Regions from separate parts of the Homo sapiens genome. Here region 1 is linked to region 2. Evidence: chromatin loops called from intact Hi-C (ENCODE). Cell type or tissue: K562. All regions are shown on one strand. Each heading gives the region's core, and the rest is flanking DNA. Links, peaks and the distances in the headings are about the cores only. Region 1 holds the start of LOC105372321 (a long non-coding RNA gene). Region 2 overlaps LOC105372323 (a long non-coding RNA gene).

What was found. Peaks named below come from ENCODE experiments on the same cell type or tissue, not always from the same donor. Only the 100,000 strongest peaks of a DNase experiment are listed, where the experiment ranks them.
Region 1: a loop joins it to region 2, with 5 times the contacts of the local background. A loop is called at or near these places in 1 of 110 quality-filtered maps.

The regions. Positions count from the first base shown.
Region 1 is chr19:21,461,932-21,467,305 of GRCh38, forward strand. LOC105372321 (a long non-coding RNA gene) reads right to left here and starts at 1,973. Exons shown (of 4, transcript NR_187817.1): 1 at 1,813-1,973. RefSeq lists an enhancer at 1,290-2,188. In K562, for the core only: no CTCF peak of the experiment used is centred there; a DNase peak (open chromatin) is centred at 2,040; H3K4me3 peaks cover 1,911 bases.
Region 2 is chr19:21,601,068-21,606,441 of GRCh38, forward strand. All of the region lies in intron 3 of LOC105372323 (a long non-coding RNA gene), which reads left to right. Among named protein-coding and RNA genes, the nearest start is that of ZNF429, 98 kb to the left of the region's middle. In K562, for the core only: no CTCF peak of the experiment used is centred there; DNase peaks (open chromatin) are centred at 2,340 and 2,974; H3K4me3 peaks cover 231 bases.

The DNA of each region.
Region 1 (5,374 bases), core at 93-5,092, 140 kb before region 2:
TGTGGTTGAGGACACATGGCCCAATAAAGTTTCCAAAGGAAAACCTCAATTCAAAGATGTCTGGGCAAGGCATTTGTGCCTGTGGAAGATAAAAGGAGAAAAAGCGGGAAAATTTTTGACAGTGGAATGTAAGGGGATTATTTTTTACCTTTCTCTCATGTAAAATATTTACAAATAGAAAACAAGTATTTTTAAAAGTGTCATCCAGTGCTCTGTGACAAAGTGATTAATTAAAATACTGTTTCTGAAATGTACAATAAAGGACAAAAATAGTTGATAATGTTGTGAATTGAAGGGGAGAAGTTGGCTTTGGGGAATGTTGGAAAGAAACTGGGAATTTAAGATTTTACTGCAAGCCTGGCAAGGATTTTACTGGCAAGGCTGAACAGGACAGAGTAGTGGATTTGAGACCCTGCTTGCCACACATGTGGAAAATACAGGGTGACACCAGTGCGTCTGATTAAAGTCAAAATAATTAAATAGCAATATTTGGACTGAAGTGGCGTTAGTGGTCTAGGTTCCTATGTAACAACAACAACAACAATAAAATCTAGCTCAAATGTATTTTTTGTAAGTTACTACCTTAAGAGAAAACAAAATTCAGGTTTAATCAACCACAAATCTCCAATTAATCTGATTACATAACGAAAGAATTTTCTCCTGGACACTGCAAATGGACTACCTAACTGTACCCAATCGATTAATTTGCTTTGCTTCATCACACACCTTATAGAAGCCTTTTCTTCAAGACCCTCTGGTAGCCCCAAAACCACAAACGTCGGGCGCAGTGGCTCACGCCTGTAATCCCAACACTTTGGGTGGCCCAGGCAGGCGGATCATCTGAGGTTGGGAGTTCGAGACCACCCTGACCAACATGGAGAAACCCCCGTCTCTACTAAAAATCAAAAGTAGCCGAGCGTGGTGGCGCATGCCTGCAATCCCAGCTAAGTAGGAGGCTGAAGCAGGAGAATCGCTTGAACTCGGGAGGCGGAGGTTGCGGTGAGCCTAGATCGTGCCATTGCGCTCCAGCCTGCGCAACAACAGCGAAACTCCCATCTCAAAACAAAACAAAAGCCCCCACAAACCATGTCTGGGGACTGTCCCATTGATTAATCACTGTTTGTGCATACTAAGTCTTTTTTTTTTTTTTTTTTTTTTTTTTTTTTGAGACGGAGTCTCGCTCTGTCGCCCAGGCTGGAGCTCAGTGGAGCGATCTTGGCTCATTGCAGCCTCCGCCTCCCGTATTCAAGCGATTCTCCTGCCTCAGCCTCCCGAGGAGCTGAGATTACAGGCATGCCACGCCTGGCTAATTTTTTTTGTACTTTTAGTAGAGACCGGGTTTCTCCATGTTGGTCAGGCCGGTCAGGAACTCCCGACCTCAGGTAATCCGCCCACCTCGGCCTCCCAAAGTGTTGGGATTACAGGCGTGAACCACCGCGCCCGGCCATATTAACTCTCTAATGGTGCTTCAGTTTATTTTTGAACAGGGTAAAGTAGGAACTGGGGACCCCACAGACCGCAGCTCCTTCCACGCAGGAGACCCGCACAACCAGTCGGAGTCTTTCCCTGATGACCTCACAACCTGGGGAAGATGACGGGCTGCGGGCGCAGAGCTGCGCAAAGAGGGCTACAGGCTGGGGCTAAAGCCGCTGTGCTGAAACGGTAAAGGACGCCCCGGGGTCCCTGCACCGGAGGAGAGTGAGGGCTGAGCTGCGGGGCACTCAGGCTCACAAGACCGTCCCGCCACCGCCATTTCTGGCGCGTCCCAAAGAGGCCTCCCCCGTCTCCAAACGCCCTGCCCCGCACACTCACCTTTTCTCGGCTTCAGGAATGTCCTGGAGTCTATGAATCTTCCAGCACCATCAGTTCACCGCGTGATGGAGGCTGAGGCTGTGGCCGAATCACCGAGACCCTTGGAAAGAAGACACAGGGCAGTGAAGAGCTAACCTCGAGCTCTGGCTGGAGCAAGAGACAAAGGCCCCGCCAGGTACCGGGAGCCACCCCTTCCTCTCTGACTGTGAACCTGATTGGACAGTTCCCACCCCAGCGCCCTTAATGGATAGAGCTCCAGGCTCCGCGCCCTCAGGCCTTGAGTGACAGAAGACGCGATCAGACCTTGCACTGAATACCGCGAGCGTGACAGGCTCTTGGCTCCAGTCATTTCAGGAAGGGCTATCTCTGGGTTGGGCCCACATGTGCCCAGGGGTTATTTTAAATCTTGTGTATAAGGTTATGTCCATTTATAAATTTTATTCATACACACATATATGTTGTTCACAAATGGAAACACTATAATAACAATTATTTTAAAATTTAACATTTCATAAGCTTTCTGGCCTTTAGTCTTTTGAGTAGGCAACCTGGGATTTTAAAAGAAAAACAGGGCCGGGAGTGGTGGCACCAAGAAGAAAAAAAGTTTATAGAATCTCAAAAAGAAATAAGAAAAAGGCGGGGCATGGTGGCTCACGCCTGTAATTCCGGCACTTTGGGAGACCGAGGCGGGCAGATCACCTGAGGTCGGGAGTTCGACACCAGCCTGGCCAACATGGTGAAACCCCGTCTCTACTAAAAATACAAAAATTAGCCAGGCGTGGTGGCAGGCGCCTTAATCCCAGCTACTTGGGAGGCAGAAGCAGGAGAATCGTTTGAACCCGGGAGGCGGAGGTTGCAGTGAGCCGAGATCGAGCCATTGCACTCAAGCCTGGGGGACAAGAGTGAGACTTCTCTCAAAAAAAAAAAAAAAAAGAAAAAGAAAAAAAACTCTTTAACTTAAACACACACACAACTTCAGAGAAAACGTATCTGAGAATGTGAAACACCCAGCATTCATAGCCTGGCTGATTACTGTCAGTATCTCCCCTTTACTAAGCCGGTCTTTAAATGCTGGATTAGATGGCTGTTGTATAAATCCTCAGATATCACTTAAAAAAAAAAATCACAGGGCATAGAGAAAAGACAGGAAATATGTCCCACTTGAAGGAGCAAAATAATATCCAGAAATTGAATCTTAAGAAATGAAGTTTTTGCATATCTGATAAAGAATTCAAAATATTTGGCCGGGCACGGTGGCTCATGCCTGTAATCCCAGCACTTTGGGAGGCTGAGGCAGGTGGATCACAAGGTCAGGAGTTCGAGACCAGCCTGGCCAATGTGGTGAAACCTGGTCTCTACTAAAAATACAAAATAATAGGCCGGGCGTGGTGGCTCACGCCTGTAATTCCAGCACTTTGGGAGGCCAAGGTGGGCAGATCACGAGGTCAGGAGATCGAGACCATCCTGACTAATATGGTGAAACCTCGTCTCTACTGAAAAAAAATACAAAAAATTAGCCGGGTGTGGTGGCAGGCGCCTGTAGTCCCAGCTACTTGGAGGGTGAGGCAGGAGAATGGCGTGAACCTGGGAGGTGGAGCTTGCAGTGAGCCCAGATCGCACCACCGCACTCCAGCCTGGGCGACAGAGCGAGACTTCCATCTCAAAATAAATAAATAAATAATAATCATCATCATCTTAGAATGCTCAATGAACAAAAATAAAACACAAATAGACAACTAAATGAGATTTAGAAATAATGAGCGAAATATCAAAGATATAAAAACTTTTTTAAATTTTTAATTAATTTATTTTTTTTAGATGGACTCTCGCTCTGTTGCCCAGGCTGGAGTGCAATGGTGCGATCTCAGCTCACTGCAACCTCCGCTTCCCGGGTTCAAGTGATTCTCCTGCCTCAGCCTCCCGAGTAGCTGGGATTACAGGCACCTGCCACTGCGCCTGGCAATTTTTGTATTTTTAGTAGAGAAAGGGTTTCACCATCTTGGCCAGGCTGGTCTTGAACTCCTGACCTTGTGATCCACCTGCCACGGCCTCCCAAAGTGCTGGGATTACAGGCATGAGCCACCATGCCCAGCCAGCAGGCAGGTTTTCTTGTAGACGGAATGAAAGCAAGGAAAGCTGGAATGAGCTCAGCCCTATCAGGCACCCTAAAGGCTGCCTGGGGTTGCCTGCAAGGCCATCTAGCCTTCTGCTTCCTGGCAGGCTGGTCAAGCACTTATTCTGGTCTCTTTGAGACTTTGATTTCCTGGAAGGAGAGGGCCCTCCTTTCCACTGGACTGAGTGGCCAGGGCCATCCAGCTTCCCACCCTCCACTAACAACCATGGGGTGCCCTCCTGAGCACACACTGCCCAATTATGGCCCTTCTTAGGCAGGAGCTCATTTGTCTTACACTTTCAGCCTGCTGGGGCTTAGAAGTTATCAGTGCTGTTATTAAGATAGAGAAATGAGGGGGGAAAGTTGCTTTAAAAATCTTCCATAATCTTATTATGGAAATCACCAGCGCAGATGCCAGCACAGGTGGGGCTCCTGAGGATGCTGGGGGAGAGTTCCCAGCCTGTCCTGGCAGCCGGTCCTTGCCAGGGATGGCTCATGCCCCAGCTCCAGAGAGAAGCAGGTAGACATCTCTGCAAGGAGCTGCGGGCTGCAGCTCAGGACAGCCAAGCCCCACTGGTGGTGGAGTGGGGCTACATCCCATCAGGCTGTGTCTCTTCCACAGCAGACCCTTGGAGCCAGGAGGTGATTTACAGTGTGTGCAAGGCAGTAAGCTCCATCAGCTGCATGGCCTTCAGCACTCACTTCAACATTCACTTCAACTCTGATATCTCGCCACAGAAGCAGTGGGGACTGGCCTGTGCAGAAGCCCTGAAAGTGGGACAGAGCCTCATGTGGCCGGGCGGCAGGTGGGGCAAGGAGGGGTTCTGAGTCCTCGGTGCTGGTTGGCCTGTCTGCCCATCTGAGCACTGCTCCCTGGGAGTGTGCTCTGCAGGCCTCCTAAAGGAGGGCTGTGAGCTCATCACTGAGGCCCTGAGCACCTCCTTGCTCCTCCCCACTACATTACCGGTGACTATGCTGAGGTGGGCCTCGAGCACCCTCTGGGCTGTGTCATCAAACGTCTTTGGACCTGGCCTGGCAAATGAGGGATGGCAAATGAGGAGTCTGGAGTTTCATTGTCACCCTCTATGGTAGCAGGAAATGGGAGAGTCCAGGCCTGCAGGACTGGAACCCTATCGAGGGAGTTAAGAGGCTGTTCACTTCCCCTCCGGGCCCCATGTGGAGGAGTGGATGGAGTCTAGGGAGACACTGGGGAGTCACTTGTTTTGTCTGGGCTTCCCCTAGTTCCACCCTTTGTTAACCATTTCCTTGGGAGAGTTCAGGAAACTCCTGTGCTCTAGTGAGGCGGGACCTCCCCTCACAGGGTATTGGTGAGGAGGCGTTCTGAGACTCTGAGTGAGAAGCTACCACAGTGCCTGACAAGTACCTGTGGGAGCTGTCATCCTCTGTAACCACCATGTGGCCTTGTAGTGTTCAGGCTGCCTGTCCTGT
Region 2 (5,374 bases), core at 97-5,096:
ATCTCCCTTTGCAGGCAAAACTATTGTTAGCTTGGGGAGTCACTGAATTCAGGCTTCTACTTCCCAGTCAGGGTTATTCACTTAGTTTTAAATAAGAAAATGCTCAATGTTTGAAGAAAAGAGCAAAATCACTCAAACACAGTGTTTATAGAATATTGTAAGGAAATTGTAAGGCACTTAGTATCTATTTCTTTCAGAAAATAAACGTGTCATTTAAATATTTCCATGATAAATAATTTAATAAATAACCATATGGGAACATTTCTAGAAGGTGCTAAGTCTCATCTCATAAAATTTAGCATTAAACTTGGACATCCAGACCACAGGATACAGAACACAGATGTCCACTGTTACAAATTCTAGACCCTGCAAAAAATGGGAGCTGATGTTTTGAAAAATATATGCAATTCACCAGTTAATCTATCACATTTGCTGTGGAAATATATCACTTTCTGTAGCCATAATGCAAGAGCGATTTTTCCTATTTATTTCCCTGGTAGCTTTGGTTTTTTTTTTTTTGTTTTTTTTTTGTTTTTTTTGTTTTTTTTTGAGACAGAGTTTCACTCTTGTTGCCCAGGCTGGAGTGCAATAGCTTGATCTCAGCTCACCGCAACCTCCGCCTCCCAGGTTCAAGCAATTCTCCTGCTTCAGCCTCCCGAGTAGCAGGGATTACAGGCATGGGCCACCATGGCCAGCGAAGTTTGTATTTTTAGTAGAGATGAGGTTTCTCCGTGTTGATCAGGCTGATCTCGAACTCCCAACCTCAGGTGATCTGCCTGCCTCAGCCTCCCAAAGTGCAAGGATTATAGGTGTGAGCCACCGCACTCAGCCTTCTGGTAGCATTTTCAAAGAAAAGCCCTGGAATTTTACTTGAAATCACCCCCCAAAAAGAACACACATAAGAAACTTACTACACTCACTCTGGGGATAATAAAGATAGATAAGAATCTTTAATGAAATAAATATATGACTAGATTTTACTGAAATCCACCTTTCTGGGTACTTGACTCTTGTAAAATGTCTTAAGTTCTACTAATAAAATGTAATTTAAGGTAATTAAAAAACTGAAGTTGAAATAAGTAAAATAATCTTTCCAAGGTGACAAACTCAGGGAGTGGCAGTGCCGATTGGAACACAAACATGTCTGACTCAACTGTCAAGTCAGACCATGGTATCACTCAAAACATTCTCCCATTCCCATCCTACCCATTCAATTACTCAGTGATCACCTTCCCAGGAGAAACTGTACTGTACTCCACTGTGGGCCTCAGGTACATTTTGTTTTGCAGGTTCTTGCATTGCCTTACTAAAATGGGTTCTTCTTAGTCCTTTGGAAAAAAATTTATTTCTTCACAAATCTGATGAATCCAAAGGGCAGGAATTATTTCTGCCTTTTCTCCTCAATATGAACCTCTGATTGGCTGATCACCAATGTGTCTACAAAGAATAAAAATTGGGGTTTAAAAAAACCCTTTTTTTAACTGCTTGCACACTTGTGCATTTTTATTTCATTGGAGGAAAATCCTAAATACATTGCAGAGTCAAGGGGTAAATTAAAAAAATAATAATTTCATTTATTTATTTTGAGATGGAGTCTCACTCTATCACCCAGGTTGGAGTGCAGTGGCGCAATCTCGGCTCACTGCAACCTCCGCATACTGGGTTCAAGCGATTCTTGTGCCTCAGCCTTCCCAGTAGCGGGACTACAGGCATGCACCACTATGCCTGGCTAATTTTCATACTTTTAGTAGAGGCGGGGTTTCACCATGTTGGCCAGGTTGGTCTTAAACTGGAATAGGAATTAAAATAAATTAAAGAATGTGTAAACAGAAACTCAGCTGTATGTAAGAAAACCCAATTCTCCCTGAGAAAGAGAAAGAGCTGGAGTCCTTTAAAAATTAACTGCCTGTTTTTCTGTGGCTAGTGAGCCTTATCTCTTCTTTCCCAGGCACTGTTTCTCTAGCTGTGCAGCTGCAAGGTCACTAGACAGATAAACTCAAGTCGTAAAACATGTTTTTCCTTGAAAAGTAAGAATGATGTAATGCATGTCTCAATTAATTGAATAACTGTCTTTCTTTCTCGCTTCTGTAATATGCTTCCCCCTGCACAGATCTCCCCCAACCCCACAAAATGCTTAAAAGATAACTTAGCTCTTTGTTCAGGGCTCAGTCCTTTGGATGTAATCCGACTAGGCCAGTGAACCTAAATAATAAATATCCTCCTCAACCCCTCGGTCTCCCTGATTCTTTAAAATATCCTGCAACATTTCTGGGGGCTTATCTGGGTTTGGAGATGATAGATTTACTGTCTCCTTTGCCAGTGTGTCTAGGGCCCCGGGGATGGGGGAGACCCAGCATCCAAGACGCACCATGAGGGGGTTTCACCTGGATGGAGACCAGCTCTCCCCATGTCCTGGTGCCCTGCCCAGCAGTGCAACAGAACTGGGGACAGAGATGCAGGACAATACCAGCACTTCAGGAACCACGATAAGGAGTAGTGGCCCAAGGCAGGAAAGCCCGTCCCATAGGGATGAAGGGGACTGACCATTAATCCAACCCAGAGTGGCTGGGGGCAGCAGGAGTGGCCTGCCAATTTGATTGAACCTCGTGTCCCCACTAACAAAGTGAAAATGGTTCACAGAATCTGGAGACAGGAACTGGGGGTGTGTGGGTGCATGTGAACCTACCTGGGACATGAGAGAGGCTCATTTCATCCGATGAGGAGTCCTGGGGTAGGAGTGATGGGTTTATGTGTGTGAATGTGGGAGCCTAACTAGGCTCACCCAGGACACAAGAGAGGTTCATTTCATCCAGTGAGGAGTCCTGGGGCAGGGGAGGTGTGTGAAAGTGTGTGAAAGAGATGGTCTCAGGAGAGGCCAACATGGGGACTGATGTGGGGAGGCACAGATCCCTTAGTGCAGGCTGTGTGCTCTGAGGCGAGTGTAGGCAAAATCAAACCTAGGATGTTGCATACGGCTGATAGGATCAGCTTTGCAGCTGCAGCAGGCTGTGACAGGGGAAGGCACATTCCTGGCTAAGCAGCATCCAAAACTCCTGTAATAGGACCCAGTCTGGTGAACCTGAGGGTGAAAATGAGAGTGAGAGTGCACTGCAAGGGAGGAAATGAGAGGGAAAGCATTGAAACCAACTCCTTTGGAGTGCACGATAAAGAATTTTTTTAAAAAAGGATTTAGAGGTGATTATGGGATGAAACTGGATGTTCAAAAGTTAAAGACATACTGTGAATTAGAATAGCCCTGTTTTAGTGTTGGATGGCTGGCCGAAGGCACTATAGAGAAATTGGCCATGTGTTTTAAGGTGGTGACTAGGATCAGAGGACAGCCAGGACATTCAGACCTAGTCTTTATATTGACTCATGGCTAAATGAATGCAGCCCTGCTTAGCAGTTTATTGTAGAACGCTCACAGCTCATGCCAAGAGAAACCAGCTGCACTGGCAGCTACAGAGTTAAAGGGAAAGTCACAGAGGCTTATAGCACCAAAAGCAAAAAGTGAAAGCCAAAAGTGAAAGTAAAAATCAGCCACCCTGGCAGCTATGGAGACAAAAGAAAAGTCTTAGGAAAAAGAAAACCAGTTTTGCAAGAACCACAGGAGGGAATAGAGACCCCTCCTCCCTACATTCCAATCTACCCCCCTTTACCAAGGCTAACTGCCCCTAAGGAGTTAAGTTCAAAGAGATACAGGCTCCCAGTCTCACCCGAGAAAGAGAAATCAGAGCTCTGGGAAGTTAAAGCGAAAGGCTGGAAAAGTCAGGCAGGCCATCTCAGGTCGAGCCATGCCCAAGTTATGCTTCTGCCTCTAAAAAGGACAAGAGGACCCCCACCAGGATGCAGATGATGCAGTCCACCTTCAGCACCCACAAAAGTGCCGAGAAGCACTTCTGCAAAGGCTAAAGGATGGTAAAAGAAAAAGGCAACCAATATAAAACATCTCAGAGGTGCTCCAGGGTGCAGATAAAAGCACCAGCCAGTTTTATGAAAGACTTTGTAAGGCATTTTGGTTGCACACTCCATTTAACCCTGAGGCTGCTGAAAATCAGTGCAAGGTGAATACGGCATTTGTAAGGCAGACCCAAGGAGATATCAGGCATAAATTGCAGAAGTTAGAAGCTCTGTAGGCATGAATGCTACTCAGCTTATTAAAGTGGCTACCAGGGTGTACATTAACGAGATCAGGAGGCAAAGAAGAAAGCTGATCAGAGGCTTAAGAAAGGCTAATTTACTAGCAGCAGCCCTTGTGGGAAGAGAAGCTGGCTTTGCAAAGAGGCATGGACGCAGGCGTGAACACAGTCACGGAAAAGGCTAGTCCGGACAGGAGTTTGAAAGCTGGCCAAGGCTAGAGAGAGATTTATGTGCACGGTGCAAAAGGAAAGGACACTAGAAGGATACACGTCAAAAGAATAAGGAGAATGGGCCGGGCATGGTGGCTGACGCTTGTAATCCCAGCACTTTGGGAGGCCGAGGCAGGTGGATCACGACGTCAGGAGGTCGAGACCATCCTGGCTAACACGGTGAAACCCTGTCTCTACTAAAAATACAAAAAAAAAAAAAAAAAAAAAAAAAAAAAGCCGGGCATGGTGGCAGGCACCTGTAGTCCCAGCTACTCGGGAGGCTGAGGCAGAAGAAAGGCGTGAACCCTGGAGGCGGAGCTTGCAGTGAGCTATCGCGCCACTGCACTCCAGCCTGGGTGACAGAGCAAGACTCCATCTCAAAAACATAAAAAGAATAAGGAGAATTGTCAAGGCCATGGTATGAAAAAAAAAAACCACCGGCCAAGGGCTACTGCACCCAGGAAAAACCCAAGACCCCCTGCACCTGCTGTGAAAGGCAGGATATAAAGTATCAGAAAACAGCTCAAATCTGCTCTAAAAGTGTCCAGTATTTAAGCTTTTATATAAACCAAGAGGAAAGATGGCTTAGTAGTAAACAAAAGCAGGCTGTTTGTGTACTTCCTACTCCAACAACCTGGTGTCAAATAAGAGAGTTCCTAAGGGCAGCAAGGTTCTGCCACATTTAGATCCCAAATTTCTTGCTCATGGCTAAGCCATTATACAAAGCCACAAAGAGGAGGAAAGAAAGAGCCTCTCCTCTAGGAGGCCAACCAGGAGAAGGCTTTTATTTATTTATTTTTTTTTGAAGCCACTCCACAAGTCACTCTATATTGCAAATTATACATAATAGTACACCTAATCAATATATAAATGTTATGGGTTAAACATCTACAACAAACAAAATAACATTTAACATCAAGAGAAAAGAAATGGGAAAAAAAGGTTAATGAACCAGTCCATGAAGAGCAACAGAGACAAAAAGAATCTCCTGGTCTGGGCCAGGCAGTCCAGTGGTCTTGCAAGGA